2 separate regions of the Mus musculus genome follow, and region 1 is linked to region 2. The links are chromatin loops, found by intact Hi-C in ENCODE. Cell type or tissue: left cerebral cortex. All regions are shown on one strand. Region 1 overlaps Arhgap18 (Rho GTPase activating protein 18). Region 2 overlaps Arhgap18 (Rho GTPase activating protein 18).

The links. Hi-C counts contacts between places; a loop is a spot of excess contacts. Peaks named below come from ENCODE experiments on the same cell type or tissue, not always from the same donor. Only the 100,000 strongest peaks of a DNase experiment are listed, where the experiment ranks them.
Region 1: a loop joins it to region 2, with 3 times the contacts of the local background. A loop is called at or near these places in 2 of 42 quality-filtered maps.

Annotation. Positions count from the first base shown.
Region 1 is chr10:26,813,328-26,818,327 of GRCm38, forward strand. All of the region lies in intron 1 of Arhgap18 (Rho GTPase activating protein 18), which reads left to right. Among named protein-coding and RNA genes, the nearest start is that of Arhgap18, 43 kb to the left of the region's middle. In left cerebral cortex, no CTCF peak of the experiment used is centred here; a DNase peak (open chromatin) is centred at 2,516.
Region 2 is chr10:26,874,740-26,879,739 of GRCm38, forward strand. It overlaps Arhgap18 (Rho GTPase activating protein 18), which reads left to right. Exons shown (of 15, transcript NM_176837.2): 8 at 2,418-2,495; 9 at 4,152-4,311. Among named protein-coding and RNA genes, the nearest start is that of Gm30534, 89 kb to the right of the region's middle. In left cerebral cortex, no CTCF peak of the experiment used is centred here; DNase peaks (open chromatin) are centred at 2,214, 2,404 and 2,838; H3K27ac peaks cover 761 bases.

The DNA.
Region 1 (5,000 bases), 61 kb before region 2:
CATAAAATATTTTTCAAGTAACTAAGGCATCCATAAATCTCCTCTGTAGCTGATTTTAGCCAGAGAGCAGAGGGCAGGCCGTATCCTCTCCAGATAGTTCGCCTCTCTTTTAACTATAAAATGCTGGGCCATGAAATGAAGGAAAGCAGTTGTCCCCCAATATGGGACTGCCCCCTTATTTGAATAGGTGTCCCGTTAGCCTTGAGCTAGAAGATTTGTTTATCATCTGTAAGCTCCCATGGTAGCTTCAAAATTCTCTAATATAGACTGTGAATATGAGCACCTGCCAACACCTGTCTAGAGAAAATAGAAATGCCAAAATAATAAAATATCCAAAAAAGCTATAATGTAGACTTTTTAACACTTATTCCATTTGTACAAGGGTGATTTTAGATGAAGGCGGAAAAGCCCTTGAAACCTGATGTTCTGATTAAAGCTCTTGGGGGTCCCAGGTAAAATTGTTCTTGACTGAGGTTTAAGGTAAATCCCAAGTCAAATAGTCCTTCACTTCAGCCTAGGAAAAGTGGAGAGCAAAAATCTGAGGAGAAAATCAAAACAAATTACTAAGGAAATGCGTGGCATAAAGAAACAGGAAACAAACAACAAAAAACCATGTTGTTTCATTTATGTGTAACAGGGACCCAGAGTTATTGAAACGCATCTTGCCTAACTTTAGTAACCCTGTGCACTGTGGAGAACCAAGGCACTAAAGTTACAGCTGCCTACAAAACCATTGAATTTAAAGCTGGTTTTTGTGAACATCTTGATGCAAATAATTTTAAATATTTTTTCCTGTTTGCTCTGTACAGCAGTTGTTCCCTGTTGGCTCAGAGAGGCTCAGGAAACGCATCCCCAGAGGACGATGAGGAAATACATGCTCCTGACCCACAGTGTGAGGCTTCTTCTCCTCCCTGGCCTCCAAGCAATTACATTGCTGGTTTTGGTTTGGTTTGGTGTTCATGTTTGAATCATGACCTTTGTTTACTTCATTTGTTTTCCTATTTTAACTTATTTTATATTCTGAGACAGGGTCTTACTAGGTAGCTCTGATTATCCTGGAACTCCCTCTGTAAGCCAGGCTGGATTCCCAATTCACAGATAGCCACCTGCATCTGCTTCCATGTGCTGGGATTAAAGACATGTGCTGCCATGCCTGGCTTACTTTATTGAATATTCTGAGATAGTCCAGGTTGCTTTCCTTTATCTGAGGTTTCTTTTGGACCAAATGTATTCCAGATTTGAGGCTGGGAGTAGGAAAATTTTAAGTTTGGGAAGGGTTGCATAGATCTTTTAGGTTGGTCATCACTAATCAAGTATAGAGTGCTCCCCAAAGTGAGATGTTGGTAACACATGTGTTTCAGATTTTTGGATATTTGATTTAGCTGTGCTCAACCTGTTATTTGGCCTATGATGTAAATTATTTTCTAATTCTCTTAGCAATTTGCAAGATAGGCACTGCTGTTTCACTTCACAAACAAGGGAATGGTAGATATTCAAAGAATTCTCTGAGTTTTGCATTTAGTAAACTGCGGAGTTATTGGGCTCCAGTGATTCACAGTGCAACTTTCAATCCATTCACTACAGGAAGCTCAGTGGCTCTTAGGGTTGTTCCGTGAGTGAGCTTGGACAATGGTAGAAGTTTGGAGGGTAGAATGATGGACGTTTTTGTGGTGAGGGGATTAGGGAAAGAGAGAAGTTGATCCTGGGTGACAATTGTGCAGACAGGGTTCTGTCTGCAGAGTCACACAGTTCTCTTGCACCAGAGTGGGGTGCTTAAGAAAAAAAAAAAGGAGGAGATGAACCTGAGCCAGTGGATAAGAGAAATGGGGCCAGAGCTCATGGGGTCCAGAGCGCCAGACCCGAAGACCCTGGGGACCTGGTACCTGGCTGCTCCGCACTTAGTGCACCGGTGGCGTAGGGACTTAAAAGAGACTGCGAAGACAGTGAATGTGCCGAGTCCATGTTCTACGTGCTCTCTGCTGAATATGCGGGTATGCTGATATTTGGGAACTGATAGTTGAAGGCACCCCATTTTTGCACTACATGTTATTCAGGAAAAAGATTACCCTAAAGTAGATTACCGTAAAAGGAGATGGCTTGCAACAAGGGTTGGTTTGTATAATAAGTCTTTCTGTGTCTTTAGAATGGGGCCAGGGACTGTAAATTGGCCTGTGATACGTTAGTTCCAAGAAGTGCACACGATGACCAGAGAACGTTACATGTACAGTGACTTAAATTATCACGGGTGTTTGTGGTACAGAGGAGGAGGTAACTGAGGGCCTAGCCTCACTCTCCATTTTTACTGTGTGTATCATATGTATGTATGTATCCTCCATCTATCTATATTATTTACCATCTAGCTGGGGCAGGGTTGCTGTATATAATCCAAGCTGGCCTCACTCAACTGCCTCACTCAGTTTAAAACTCACTGTGTTCCTCCTTTAGCCACCCAAATGCTGGAATTGCAGCCAATTTCATTCTCTTTGGTAAGCGGTAGACGGGGCGCCACTGCTGACACCTCCTCCGGCTTTTCCAGTGTTCCCTCTCTCATTGCCATTTTCCTCCTACCCCCTTTTCAGTTCTTTTATCCAGGCATGTGTTTGACTGCCCAGTCGCCTTCCATTTTTTGGCTAAAAGCACGGTAGATATTTCTAGACTGGTACTCTGCTGGGAGCTCCTGAAGTTCCCGTCAATTTCTTTTGTCCTCCATGCACCGATTGCCATTGCCTGGCGGATCTTGATCTGAGAATAGTCAGGACCCCACAAGGCAGCTAGGGTTTCGATGAACGTTTCCTTAAGGAGCTTACTAAGGGTGAGGAAGAGAGAACCCTTTCATAAAGAATCTACCCGTTGAGTACCTGGAAAGAAAAAAAATGCCTTATTATGTCTTAATTTATTTCTTGAAAAGCATTTTGTGCAAAAAACCATTTGTTAAAGATTAAGTAGTGGATGGTCATACACATCTATAATGGTAGTACTTGGGGGGAGGGGGGCGCGGTTAAGGTTGGAGATTGGACTGTGCTGTATAGTGAAGACCAGTCCAATCAGGGATATGTAGGAAACCGCATCTCCAGAAGGCAGACAACCACCCCAGGAGACTTCTGACTTCTGGGACAAACACTGCGTCCGATTCAGTCCTGTCAGTTTGTGAAAACCGTAAAGCCATGTCACTGTTTGAAATGATGCTGCTTGTCAGCTGGAGCTGTTGGTCTACTGAATGGGGACTCCTTTTATTTCAAGAGAGGGTAGAAAGGGTAGACTTACCAACTTTCCCAAGTCAGAAGAGGACTTTTTCTTTTCTTTTCTTTTTCTTTTTTTTCTTTTTTAGAAAATAAGGAGGGAAAAACAAATAGATGGATGGGTTGTGAGTTGGCTCAGTAGGTAGGTGCTCGGTGCCAAGTCTGACAACCTGATGAAGTGTCCTCTGACTCCCAAATGTGGGCATGTCATTTGCATCCTCTCCCACAGAAATAAATTAAAAATTTTAAAAATAATTTGTATATCTTCATATTGGGAAATTTATATGCTGACTGGTTTCTCTATTCTATACAAAAAGTTTGAAGTTTTTAATAAAGGAGTTTTGTTGCATGACTTTGTCCAATATACCTTCATTCTGGAGTTAAAAGGAGGAGAGTTAAACACTGGCAGAGAGCAGGAAATAGGTTGTTGAGTAGTACAGGGGCAAAGAATTGCGTCCCCTGTCAGCACGACTTATGACCTCATTTGGAGGATGAGGTCAACACATGTGGAATTAGTGAGCACACCGGTGTTACTTAGAACTGAATTCTTTGTTTTCCATTTCCAGTGTGTATTCACAAATGAGTTGGTGTCTATGTATAGTCAGAGTATCAGTCAGTTGTAATAGGGTGCCATGTAAGAGAATTAGCTAGGGAAGTGGAGAAGGAGGCCCTGGAGTTGGCTTGGAAGGATTTCTTCAGCATGGCTGCTCTAGCATGGAACTGAGCAGCGACAGAAACGGTGGTTATGATGCCATGCACTCAATGAAAAAGGCTGCACTGTAGATTTCTGCGTAGATAACCTTCCCCCTCCTTCCTTACTAAGTGTGTTCTTCTGCCATCTTGCCTGTTCAAGAGGACTTCTGCTCTGCAGTCACTCCACCCTGTTTCCTTAGCCTACATCATTTGTTTTTAGAGCACTCTCTCCACCTGTCAAGCCACAAATCCCTTTGTTTTCTATCTCCTTGCCACTCACAGTGCAGAGACTTTGATTCACTGCCAAATCCAAGTGTTTTGGATAGACTTGTTCCTCGGGAAATGCCCAGTTGATCTTTCTGAGTAGATGGTGGAATTGAAGAAACTGAGACGAGTTTTAGATAGTTTTCCTGTGTCCTCAGGAAAAATGATGCAATCATGTTTTAGATTCTTTTTTATATGAGAGTTCTTATGATTGCATCCTGTCTCCACCGTTTTCTCCTACGTGAATGTCCCTCTGTGAAAAGTCCGTTTTCCATAATTCTTATAAGATGTATATCTAGATTTGGAAATACGGGGAAAATTCATAATAACCAGTCCAAGTTGTCCCTTTTGTATGTGAGAATTTCATCATGACCCACCTAGTGCATATAACCTAATCAAAGCAATACCAGTATTATGAAGGAGGTAGGGCCAGAGTTGAGTCTTGAGCCATCTGCTTTGCTGCCTTCCCTTTCTTTTTGTCACAGCAAGCCCTACTTTGCTGCAGAAGTATCTTAGCTCACTGGTGTTGGGTTTGGAATAGATGATTTGTATTTTAATGTCATCACATGAATCTACTTCAACAGAGGCTGCCCTGCAATTACCCAGAAGGCCTTGGTGGGTAGCACAAAATGAAGTGGGACTGGCAGGGACTGGGGCATGCTGGGAAGTCCCTTTCTTTTCTTTTCTTTTCTTTTCTTTTCTTTTCTTTTCTTTTAAAATTAGATATTTTCTTTATTTCCATTTCAAATGTTGTCCCCTTTCCTGGTTTCCCCTCTGAAAATCCCCTATCCTTTTTCTGCTCCC
Region 2 (5,000 bases):
AGGCAAGCAGTGGTTTGTGTTCACTGTGAATAGTGGTTCATTTTAATGGTATAGTTTTCAGAAGAAAAATGTTCACTTTATTTAGAAAGTGCATTTTCTGATCAAATTTTCAAATCCAATGTTGTTGTTGTTGTTGTCCCGATGATTCCCCCAAGTCAGTGTTGTGCCAAAAGAGACTGATTTCATTTCTACTTTATAATTCAGTGTTCACACACACGCATACACATATAAGTATATATATATATATATATATATATATATATATATATATATTTATATGTGTGTGTGTGTGTGCATGTGTGTGTGTAGGAGCACCATTAAAATATCAAACACTGAAGTTTCACCAAATAGCACAATTATGTATAGCTGTTTTTGCCTATTTTAGGTCTTAAAAGTTAAAAGAAAGCTGGAATATATTTCCTGTTAATATAAAAGCTAATAATATAGCTAATTAATAATGTAACTAAAATATGTGATTTTCAAAGTGAGAAATAGGAGATAACACATGGTATTGTTTCAGACAGTATACTTCTATAACTCGATGCTGTGATCCAGCACTAGAGACCGCTAGGAAAGGATTTAAACACAAATTCAGAAATGAATCTCAATTAGCATTTTCAAAGCCATAATTTTCTTCTGTATTTAATAAAAGTAAAAGGTGTAGATGGCTAAAAACTAATTGACTTGAGCAACCTGCATTCAACTGGATGTTTTAATAAAGCATGCAAATATTTTATAAGGTGAAATAAAATGAAAATTGGTCATACACGAAACATTTTAATAGCTGGTGTGAAATACTTTATTGAATGATGTCCTTCTAATTTCAAATAATTCATAATTATTTTTACTTTGAGTTCCTCTGCAGTGGTACTTGAAAAATGTGGTCTAGGAAAATTTGAATTTTAAAAATTGATGTACTTCTTTGGTCAGTGATGCCTCACCTAATAATAGTGTATTCTTAGGAGAATTTGAGATTTTTGAATCTCTTTATATCAGAGGCTTTCCTGGTCAAAACTGATTCCCTGGATAGGGAAAAATAGGTGGTTAGGGAAAAGTCACCAACACTTGAGGACCCACTGCTGAATTTGGTATACCTGATTTGGAATCTATAGGGCAGAGATCCATAATTCTCCCAAGGCCTTGTCCCTAACAGACACTTTTATGTGAAAGGGGCAACAGTGCGCTCTATGTGGTCTATGGAGTGTGAGAAACCATTAACAGAGGGTTCCCTGGAGAAAACATTCACTTTCAAATATTCTTTTGCACCCTGGGGGATTTCATGCCCCAAGTTGCACAGAGAACATTTAACTAAGATTGGAGATGCAGGGAAGCCATGTCTGGGTTTTGTAAAGCAGAAGACTTTTAAGAAGGGGGATGGGCTACAGGACAGAAGCACTTAGTGTCTACCTTGTACTTATGAGGAGGCGGTGGAACCTGATTTTCCTATGCATCCTAGAGGATGCTCTGTCTCTGTAAGCTCCACCCTGTACTGCCCAAGGGATGAGCGACCCAGGTTTTGCAACTGGAAGCTTCCTGACGGGACACACCATTCTTAGTTTCTTCACCGCTTTTTAACAATTTACCTCTGTAATATTGCCTATTTGACTGATTTTATATAGTTTTTAATATTTACTCAGTTTTAAAATTATGTGCCTTTGCATGTGGGTACTTGCATGTGAATGCAGATGTCCACAAAGAACAAAGAGGTCCTGCTGATTCCCCCCACCCCCACCCCACCTGGAGTTACAGGCAATTGTGAGCCACCTAAACAGGAGCCAAGATCTGAACTTGAGTCCTCTGAAAGAGCAGTACATAACCTCTGAGCCATTTCTCCAGCCCCATGGCTACTACATTTTCATTTTAATTTATTTTAGTGGTGTCCTTGAGCTAGATTTGTGCCCATTCCTTGAGTGTTAGTATTACTTAGAAGCGCTGCTTGAAAGCATTTTTTTTAAGTTTGCCACCAGAATCTTAAAACGAATATTAGCAACAGTTTTTTTTTCATATAAAAATATTGTTTCCTGAAACAAATTAAGTACAGTATATAAATGTGCAAATACTGGAATTGCATGGCATTTATTTGATTGCACAATGCATGTTGCTGGAGAAGCAAAATAGTGTTCTGAGTTGCTTTTACACAGTGAACATCTTTTCTCTGATCCTGTGGAGAGTCCCAGCTGTTGTGTGAAATTATACATTCCTTTTACAAAAGAGAAAAAGACAAACCTTTTCAAATTTCAACTCAGGTTTTTGTATGTATAGTTTTGAAGATGCCGGTCCCATAGCACTCAGAATCTCATCAAATCCGATTTGCATGCCATCAGAATCAGCTTTCACTTCTTGCAATGGGGGAACCGATGTTGAGCTGTACCTGTTAACAAAGACTAAGATCAAAATGTTTCTTGGCTTATCTGCAGCTGATTTCTCGAATTGAAGAAGGCAGTCTGGAAACCGAGGGCCTCCTACGGATACCAGGAGCAGCCATGAGAATCAAGGTGACTAAAATGCTTCAGTTCTGTTAATGTGCAATTTTGTTGCTTAATTTTGCTTGTGAATTTTAAAGGCCAACTTAGCCTCCCCATCCTTATTCTTGTTAGCAGAGGCGATAAAATAAAATAATAAAATGTCCGAACTTCCACGTTATCATTTCTCTACACACTCCTTCTGGTTTCTATAAGTTTGTATTTTTCCAGATCCCCACGTCACCTATTATAATCCCTTGAGAACGAGAACATCGTGACTCAGAAGGTAGTAGGGAGCTGGGTGAGACAGAGTCAGGATGAGTAATAGCAACGGAGTTTGGATTTTAAAAGGAGAGGGAACAGAACACTCCAGGTGGGAGCAGAGGAAGGCTCTTGACAGGAGCCGCGCAGTTGGCGGCTTTGACAGAAGGAACAGCTTTGGGTAATTTCTAAGAAGGGCAGTTAAGTGGATTCAACTGTGTCAACTGGTCCACCCGGCCTGTTGTCATAGGCCAGATCGTGGCGCAGCCAGCCCCTTGTAAAGGATTTATTTACAGATGATGTGCTGCTAATGGTTGGTCTCCCTACTCCACTGAACCTTCTGTACCCCTTCTTGCCTCTTTCCCCCATTTAGCGTTAATTTCCCTCTTCGTTTCTTCTCTCTCCTTCTTTTCTCCTTCCCTGCTCCTTTCTCTTTCCTCCCTCACTGCTCTTTGACTCCACCCCCCAGTTTCTGAGGTATCAGCCATGCTTCTCACCAACTACAAAAACAATTAGGCAAAAAAATTGGCTAGGATTTGGTTCGGAGAAAATGTGGTAAGGTTACTCTATCAGGAGAGGATGAGCCTCAGTATGTTACTGTATAACAGAGGCTGTAGCTCGATACTGGAACCCTTTCCTAGCACACAGAGGTATAGGGATCCATCCCCAGTGAAACAAAAGAAACAAAACCCACAACCTGTCCTTTGAGAAAGTGGCTCCAGTAATAGACACTTGGAAACATTTTTGACACAATAAGTCTTATGCCACGTTAAAAATGAATCTTGAAAAATAGTCCTCACACACTAAGTTGATTTAGTAGCAGTAGTAGATGGCTTGGCACGTCTCATAGAGTGCTTGAAGTGAGGGGCCTCAGCTTCCACGTTCTGCATGGACTCACTAAATTAACTTGGGCTGACAGCAGAATGGTGGGACAGTGAAGGCAAGTATCTTTCCATATTTCTATGACTCCTTATCTACAGGATTTGGCTTTACATTTCTCAAAGGTAACAAAATTGAGGTAACATCTGTGTAAGATTTGGATTTGTTCATTTTGCTATGTAATATGCCTCTAAATAGCTTTAAAAACATTGTCTTGAATTGTAATTTTTTTTTTTAAATAACTAATGGTAGTGTTTAGGTTACATGCCGAGTAGAAAGTGATTTTAACTGATCTTTTAATTAAATCTTTGCTAATTAAAGTGTGTGAAAATGTTTAAACTCTTTTCTTAACCTTGGGTATAATTTCTTCACTTAAAGGACAATCAAAGTTGGGAACGATATTTTTCTGTGTAACAGAAACACATTGACTTTTGCTATTCAGATATTTCTTTATAGATTAGAAATCTTATAAGATGAAAAACAGATCACACTCTCAATAGGGAACAAACGTACTTACTGCTAATTTCTGTCTCCCCTTGTGCCATTTAGAATCTTTGCCAAGAACTAGAAGCGAAATTTTACGAGGGGACTTTCAATTGGGAAAGTGTCAAACAGCACGATGCGGCCAGCCTGCTGAAGCTCTTTCTGAGAGAATTGCCCCAGCCACTGCTGAGCATGGAGTATCTCAAAGCCTTCCAAGCTGTCCAGAGTAAGTGTTTTCTACCTGGAAGTAGCCTGGGGGTGAGTTCCACCCACGTTAATTGTCTCAGTGACAACTGTCATCATAAGGCACCGCACTACCAGACGTGTTTCCTTAGATAAGTTGATTCACGGATGTCAAGAGTTGTCAGATGCTACATACCACTTTCCTTTCATTCATATAATGTCTAAGTAAACATAACTGAATATTCTCTTCAGGTGCAGATAAGTTGCATGGCCTTTAAAAACACAATGCATCTAGTGTTAAGACCTGGAAACTTTGAGTTTCTCTCTTAATAGCATGAGTCACATAGATCTCTGTTGTGGTTTTCTTGCCAAGTGTTGAAAGGAACACAGAGTGGAGAAACTGTGGATTAGCACTTACTATAAAAACACAAAGAGATATAGTATCTACGGCCATTTCCTGAAAACGTAAATCTGTAGCTGTGTAGGAGGATGGGACCCTAGTGCTTTGTTGCTTCATTGTAGGGACCCTAGTGCTTTGTTGCTTCATTGGTAGAGGGCTGCAAAATTCTGGTGTTCGTCCAATTTCTGGTCCTGGAAAACTCCAAATTAAAATAAGTAATCTGTCTTGATACCTTTCCAGGGAGGAAATACGAAGATCTTTCAAGGTTTATATAGTGCTATGGTTTTCTCATTTATTCCTAGGGGCCACCAGGACAGGAAAGGGTACTCTAA